Linked DNA regions of Homo sapiens: region 2 is linked to region 1. A link is a contact called in ENCODE Hi-C or POLR2A ChIA-PET data. All regions are on one chromosome and are shown on one strand. Each heading gives the region's core, a stretch centred on a gene start or an enhancer-like site at or near the end of the contact. The rest is flanking DNA. Distances are from core to core; before and after follow the strand shown.

Evidence for each region. A loop is a pair of places that touch in the nucleus more often than their neighbours do. ChIA-PET counts read pairs that join two places held with the same protein, here RNA polymerase II (POLR2A). Pooled maps may share reads with other maps.
Region 2: a pooled map shows a loop between it and region 1 (5-fold over the local background). The contact joins two enhancer-like sites. A Hi-C loop is called at or near these places in 4 of 50 pooled maps. POLR2A ChIA-PET finds 5 or more read pairs at or near these places in 3 of 52 experiments (MCF 10A, OCI-LY7 and activated CD8-positive, alpha-beta memory T cell).

The regions. Positions count from the first base shown.
Region 1 is chr1:234,542,398-234,546,329 of GRCh38, forward strand. No RefSeq gene overlaps it. Among named protein-coding and RNA genes, the nearest start is that of LINC01354, 13 kb to the left of the region's middle. RefSeq lists enhancers at 1-47, 48-548. Within about 2 kb of position 2,299, at least 26 of the 41 ENCODE cell types and tissues checked have a DNase peak (open chromatin) inside an H3K27ac peak, as active enhancers do.
Region 2 is chr1:235,009,281-235,013,212 of GRCh38, forward strand. No RefSeq gene overlaps it. Among named protein-coding and RNA genes, the nearest start is that of LINC03108, 30 kb to the left of the region's middle. RefSeq lists enhancers at 2,434-3,023, 2,622-2,916, 2,867-3,367, 3,034-3,103, 3,314-3,493. Within about 2 kb of position 1,976, at least 26 of the 41 ENCODE cell types and tissues checked have a DNase peak (open chromatin) inside an H3K27ac peak, as active enhancers do.

The DNA.
Region 1 (3,932 bases), core at 1,049-3,548:
CCACCCCGAGGGTGGCCCTGTGGTCCTGCACGCTGTGCCACTGTGGCCCTGCACGCTGTGCCACTGTGGCTCTGCATGCTGTGCTGTGTTCTCCCAGGCAACTGTGAGAATACTAAATCTTTCAACTTTCTCCATCTCTCTCCCGACCTCGCCTGGGCTTCCTGCACCTCCTCCAAGGTAATGTGATGAGACAGACTGTGATTGCAGCCCAGTGCCAGCGAAACTGTGGGCCAGCCCTGGCCCAGAGCTGGGCAAGTGAGTTATTTGTCCCTGTCACGTGGTGCTCTGCCAGCTGCGACGGTGCTATTCTATGTGAGATCTGGGGCTGATAGAAATGATGGCAAACTTCTTGAGCAGCTTAGGCTAAAAGAATTGGTCTTTGCATAAAACAGAAATTGTCATCATCATTATAAACACTATCCTGGCCCTCCAGAGAGCCCAGATGAGCTGTGTTCTTGGTGAGGACAAATGTCCTTCCAGAAGAGGGGTATTTATTGGCTCTTCAGGTCCCAGAGAAGTCCCAATCCCCCATGCAGGAAGGATTCCAGAAGCATCCATGTCTGAGGATAGGACCCTATCTCAGAGCAGAGCTCGCTCGCTGCACCTAGGGGAAGAGGAGGACAGTTGCTTTCCAGAAAAAAGTTAATTTACCCTGAGTGATTCATAAAGTTGCAGAATCACAGAATTACAGAACCTTAGAATTTCAGAGGCTGAAAGGGATCTAACAGGGCATCCGGGTCCAATACCCCTCATTTTAAGCAAGAAAAAAAAAATAATTCCAATTAAAATACAGCCCTCCACTCGTCTGCAGTTTCTATATAGAGCCCCAGATGAATGCTAATTAGAAGACTGGTTGGAAGAACAGCTTTTTCCTACAACCGGTGTTCATTTTGTGGGATTTCTCACTGTTGATTAATTAATGTAAGCATCCGTCCATTCACCTGTTTGTCTGTTCACCTGTCTATTCATTGCTGCATCCATTCCTCACCCCAGTAAAAAATTGAGGCAGTTACATCAAGAATACAGACATGGTTTGCTCTCCCTCCCTCCTCCTTCCTTTTTGTTTTTCTCTCCCATCCAGGATGAAGACGAGCTAGCTCTGCGCATGTGTGCGTGTGGGAGAAAGGCCAGTTGCAGTCAGTGTCACGGTGCTGTTTTTGAAACTCTGCAGGTCCCTCATAGGCCGGCTGATATCACCCATGCCAGGATTGCTTGGCCTTGACAGAGCCTGTGTTAGAAGGGACTATCATGAAGGTATCCAAGATACTAAAGGGCTGAAACAAGCCCCTCTCTTGTCTTCACAGTATCTTCCAGTGGCAGACAGGAGGCCACTGGATGAAGCTGAGGACAAATAAATGTCAATAAACCACCACTGGGAGCTGCTGCTCCCCCATTTCCCGTGGCCTGCAGGGGGTCACTGAGTTAAATGTTACAGCTGATTGTGAAAGGGACCTGGTGAATCCATGATCAATAATGACATTGGTTTTTACACGAGCTAAGATAAGGGTAATTAAATCTTGTGCTTCAGGCCATATAAACTGATCTCCACAGGAGGGCAAGAATTAATTTAATTCCACACACACAACCCCTTCCAACCCCTCTGACAGCTTTAGTATAATGGACTCAGTGCAGGATGGGGAAGATAGAGCACCAGGTATTAACCACCACACCTATCGGGAGCTTGAACTTGATGGGCCTCGTGGCTGATCCAGGGCAGCAAATCCAGAGCTGCTTACAGCTTCTCTCTGTGCTGGGTTTATTACATACAATCTGTACAGGGGCTGTTTCCACACTTAATGGCAGTCCTGAATCACTATCTATTTCCCATCCTTGCCTGCAAAACAGCAACCCAGAGCTAGTGCTATGCCGTCAATACCGGGCCCCATAAAGCCACTGCTGTATAGATTTGCCTTTTTGTGCATGTGCGTCTGATTCACGAGCACTTTGGCAGCCTTCCAGGCTTGAGGAGAGGAAAAAAACATCCTGAGCATCCCAACAGCCTCATTTTGATCTGTGATACTGAGCAACTCATTTCCACTTCACAGGCTCTGCTGAGCTGTGCCACAGAAAGACAAATCCCAGATGTGGCAGGGGTGGGAGGCGGTGGAGGGAGAGGGGCTGGCTGGAAGGAAGGAGGGTGCAGGAGAGGGAGGGAGGGAGGGAGGGCCAAGGGAAGGGAGGGAAGATGAAAGCAGAAAAGGGCCACATTTATTAAGCTGTTTTTCTTTTGGTGAAAAGAAGCATTTATCAGTGATTTCATATATCATGTGAGAGGTGGCTTCCTGCCAATTTCCAAGAATCCAAACAACCCGCTGACATCATATGCTAAATATAGCTCAGGCTTTGCTTTAGGTGAACAAATAATGCCGCTGGACAGGAATAGGTTCTCTTCAGTTACATGGTTATTATGATCGGCTGTCAGGCTTGTGTAATCAAAAGAATCATGTCCAGTTCCAAGGAGGAATGGTGCAAAGAACTCATCAAACAATTTCGGGAGATGACTGATGAACCCCCATTCCTCCTGCCTTCCCAGGTGGCCGGCTGAGCCTGGCTGCTGGAGGAAAGGTGGGCAACTCTGTTGTTGCAGGTCTTCAAAGCCCTGGTGTGTGTGTGTGTGTGTGTGTGTGTGTGTGTGTGTGTGTGTGTGTGCGTGCGCTGTATTTCCACCTCTGCCCTGCCCATCAGAAAAGGTGGCTGATCTCTCCAAGGGAAATGCGTAGAAGGAAGACAGACCTTCAAACTCACAGATATGGTGCAGGAGCTATTCATGAGGCTGGGGCAGGAGCGAGCGGGGTGGGGTTGGTGGCACAGATAGTTCAGGCAGTCTGTTTATTCTGCAAGCATTCAGGTAAGGGTGCTTGTCTGAAGGCAATCGGAGAGCCATCTTCCACGGCTCTTGGGCTCTGGTACTTTTGATTCTACCTCCCATAGCTTTTGTGTTGTGCGTGTCCTGTCCGGGACTGGTGCCTGTCATTCTGTCTGAAGCCACCTGAAAGATTAAGATTCGTAATGAGACCTCTCCCTCCTCTGCCAGCACTCTCCTTCTCCCTGCCCACTCCCCCAGGCTCACACTGGGGAGACAGGGAGCTTGGGATGGGTTTGTAAGTATTTGGAGGAAGGGGCAGCAGTAAGGAGAAGAGAAGGACGAGAAAATTAGTGAGGGAGATAAGGAGCCGGTGCATCAAAATAGCTGCTGGAAGGTGTTGTATCCCTTCGAACATCTGCATGATTTCCCTTCTCAGTCAGGGATACAATAGAGGTTGTTACTATGGAAACTGGTGTAAAAGCAGCACAGAGAAAGGAGAGGGCTGGATATAAAGAGGAAAGAGTAAAAGGCATATACCACTTTTAAATCATCAAAGAGGAATACTATAGCACTTCCCACCTCCAAGAGGAGGAAATAAGTCACTGAGCCCAGGGAGGGTTGAATACTATGATCATGGGAGGGGTCAGAGACTATCGGACACCACCATCCTTTCCCCTGGAAGCCTGTGTGTTGAATCTGTCCACTGCTGTAAGATCGTTAGCCAGAAAAGAACGTCCAGGCAGTTGAGGGTGGTCAGCTTCATGGTAGATGGCATGCTTGGCTCTGCTCGGCCACGGCCTTTGGGAATGGCCTTGGAGGGAGCAGGCCATTTTTCTGTGTCACGGTTTCATCACCTGCCTTCCTCAGAGGAATGACGAAGCACCTTGCTCAAGAAAGAAATGCTAGTGCCATTCAAGGCAAAGAAAGGACAGAGCTTCATGTGCTCTGTGTGCAGAGGGAAAAAATGTGAGCAATTCCAGCTGGTGTCCTCAGCATCATACCCAAGAGGGGCCACGGACCAGGCAGAGGCCAAAGTCTGTGCGTACCTAGCCAGTTTCACTTTGTTTCAGTGTGGGTATTAGTGGGATGAAATCATTTGCTCAGGCTGAGGAGAGTTTTGACAAGT
Region 2 (3,932 bases), core at 726-3,225, 470 kb after region 1:
TAGAGAGAGAAAGTGGAAGAGTCGTTGCCAGGGGCTGAGGAGAGAGAGAAATAGAAGTTATTAATGGGTACAAAGTTTCAGTTCTGCAAGACAAAAAGAGCTCTAGAGATGGACGGTGGTGATGGTCACACAACATAGGAATATACTTAATGCCACTGAACTCTGCACTTAGATGAATAAACTGGTCAAGTCTATGTTATATATTTATCACAATTTTATAATTTTTTTTGAATTCCTTAACTTAATCATATTGGCAAAAACTTTCCCACGTAGCGTAACATTCACTGTTTTCCGGCGATTGGCACTTGATATCTTTGGGGCCACTATTCAGATGGCTACAGTCACTTAGGAGACTACTGCAGTGGTCCAGAGAAGAAGTGATGGAGGCATGAACTAGACCAGAGGCAGTGGGGATTCTAGAGCTGCCAAGGAGGCACTGCTGGTGGGAGCTGGGAACCGGGCAGGAAGAGTGATGCCTGGCACCCTGGTTTCTGGCTGGGGCAACTTGCAGAAACTCTCAGGAATGCTGAGAGAAGAGCAGATGGAGGGTGGGATCAAAGGGAAGACTGGTGTTGGGGAAGAGGTTGAGATGAGTTTTAGACACATTTGCAGGTGTCGACCAAAAGCTGGGCCACTGAGCAGAGACCTGCCTACATCTTGAGGCCCACACAAAGGTCTTGTCCCAAATAGGGGAGCCATGGCAGAGCAGGGATGCTATGGAGGGAGGAGGCAGCCACAGGCAGGGCTTGGGGATAGTCTGGAAAACAGAGAATGAGAGGAGTCAGGGCAAAGAGGCGAGGTCTGTGGAGGTGCCGCAGGAAGGCGTTGGGCGCTGGCTGCAACTGAGAGCTGGGAGCTCAGGAAGGCTCAGGTGGCTGGACCCGGCCAGGGGGCAGACGCGGAATAACAATGGCCTTCCGTGAGGGCAAGGCCATCTGTAGCAAAATGTCCACCCTCCATGCCAAGCCTCCCACCCAAACATCCCTTCTGATTTCCCATGCTATGAGGGCCTGAGCACCGGAGCCCTTGGAGAGAAGATCCATCGGAGGCGGAAAGGTGGGGGGACCCACGTGGCTCAGGTTAAACTTACACCTGGCTTTGCATGGAGAAGTCTTGGCAAACTTCTGAACAACAAATCAAGTTACAGATGGCTGAAACAAACGGTAGTTTCCCAGGAGCCGCTGAGACCATCAGCAGGAGGCCTGTAGACTTTCATCCAAGTCAGACTCAACCATATCTTTCTTTTTCCAATTTTTTAAAAATTGTAGTAAGTAAAATACACATAACAGAAAATTTACCATCTTAACCTTTTTTTTTTGAGACAGCGTCTCACTCTGTCACCCAGGCTGGAGTTCAGTGGTGCGATCTCAGCTCACTGCAAACTCCGTCTCTGGGTTTCAAGTGATTCTCCTGCCTCAGCCTCCCGAGTAGCTGGGATTACAGGTGCCCGCCACCATGCCTGGCTAATTTTTGTATTTTTAGTAGAGACAGGGTTTCACCATGTTAGCCAGACTGGTCTCAAAACTCCTGACCTCAAGTGATCAGCCCGCCTCCGCCACCCAAAGTGCTGGGATTACACGTGTCAGCCACCGTGCCTGGCCTCCATCGTAACCATTTTTAAGCACGTTGTTCAGTGGTGTGACATGCATTCCCACTGCTATACAGCCATCGCCGCTAACCATCTCCAGGCACTTTCATCTTGTAAAATTGAAACTCTGCACCCATTCAACAATAACTCCCCACGTCCCATTCCCCTCAACTATATCTTTTTAAAGTGCTTTTCCCAGTGAAGTTTCTAACATTGCTAAAGAACATAAAATATAAAAACATGGCCATGCAGCAGGGGCTTTTTACCCTGCAGAATGCCCACTAAACCGTTTCTGTATGTTTAATTTTTTTAACCAAGGAAGTAGGGGATGCCCAAGATTTGGTCCCCAAACCAGAAAGACTGTGGGTTCCTTGCATCAAGCCGGGGCTTTTAGTCAACTCTCCCATGGGGACTCTGTTGGCCCGCTCCACCTCGGGTGTTCCCCCGCCCCTGCCTTTTCCTCTCTCACCTCCCCCATCCACCCCTCTCAGCCTTGCAGTCGACCTGCCTCTCCTCTGGTTGCTCCGTTTGTAGGGAGGGTCTGCTTGAAGGGAGTTCCCATTCTCTCTCACCCAGAGTCAAGGCTCTTGACTCTATTGTACCTAAAAAGCTCCTGAGGAATTTGACAAGGCCCCACCCTCAGAGATATGGGGTGAAGCCCAGGAATCTGTATTTTTAACAAGCATCCCAGGTGATCCTGATACTTGCACACACCCCCACACACACCCACGCCGACTACCCACACACTTCCATGGCCCAGAAGTCTGCAGGACCCACAGCAGGTATTCGGGACTATTTGTTCAATCCACACCTGAGTCGTTGCACGATTATGCTCAAGTCCCTCGGAACACCTCGCCTGCCATCTGACAGCTTCCCATCCAGAAACCACACAGTACAGTAAAAAACAGAAAAAAGAAAGCCGTTAGACCCCAGTGAATGTTATTTTTAATGAAAGTGGTGCATTTTGACTCACAATGTTGAAACCAGATTATAAATGAGTCATCAGTGAATCGACCACAAAGAGCCTTTGCGGAGGTGATTTACAGGAGAGCTCTGATGTCTGCTGTCCCCTGCACACGCTTCACAGAGATGCTGTCAGACGCAGAGCTGGTCTGGGGCATCTGTTGCCGCGTCAGCTCAAAAGGATGCTGTGTTGTCACCAATGGGATTCCCCAGCCCAGGCGGTGTTGCGGTCCCACCCACACAAGGAAGGCGGCCATCACTGAATAATGCTTGTGGTTACATCATCATTGCTGGTTTCCAGGTAGTGACTAGCAGATACTGGAGAGAGACAGGCCATCTGCTCTTCCTGTGCGCCTCAGCTCCTCCCTCATACCCACATCCTCTCGCCTGGTCTTCTAGAAGCAGCCCCTATGCAGACAGACCAGCAGGACTGAAAGCTGGACAGACTCGAGCCGGAGAGCCAGGTGGAACAACCTGGCCAGAAAGAGTCTGGCCGCAAAGAGTCTGGCCACAGCCCCACTTTCCTCATCTCTAAAATGTCCACATGGCTGCCTGCCCTGCCCGGCTCAAGGGAATGTTGCAAGGCTCTCATGGAAACCATGCTTGTGAGGGTTTTGAGGACTATCATAGCCCGTCCCAAGGTCAGAGGACAGTAGAAAACAAAAAACTTGCTTTCAGAGGGTGCTTTCACCAGTCAGCAGCCTCTGCCCCGGGCAAAGCCAGACAACTAAAACGGAATGAATCCGCAGAGTAGGGTGGGGATGAAATTCTCCACCTCCAACCCAGAAAGGAAACGCCAATGCTCATGTTTCCCCTTAGAGAAACAGGCAATGTTTGAACAGGAACAACGACGCCAGAGGGTCAATCCACACACAGAACACTCCATCTCCATGCCGATGGGGGACTGACTGTCCTGCTGCTGAACTGCACCCCTGGGGCTCTCCAGGACACTCCACTGGTGGCCACACTCAGGAAAATAAAGAAAAACCTTCAAAAGGACCCTTCTGGCCATTCAGAGAATGCACAGGCCTGCTAGCTCCTGCTTGCCTGCTCAGAGCTGCCTCCACTGGGGCAGGAATCTGCAGCCAAGAAAATCCCTGACAACCCCAGGGACAGAAGGGTCAGTCTGGGGGACCATCGACCAACCCAGCAACCCAGATTAGACTGCTCCACCAGGAACTCTGTGTCCAGAGAGCAGGATCTGCCACAAGCAAAACTAGGCCTCATTTACTATTCCACAATAGCAACTAGAAAGCATGTGACCCAGAAAACCTTCAAAGAAGGCCAGAAATTCATTAAATCTGAAAAGAAGGGAAGAAGGGCGGGGGAGAGGAAAACACTGCTTAGCAAAGCCAACTGAATCCCTCTTCCATACATCACA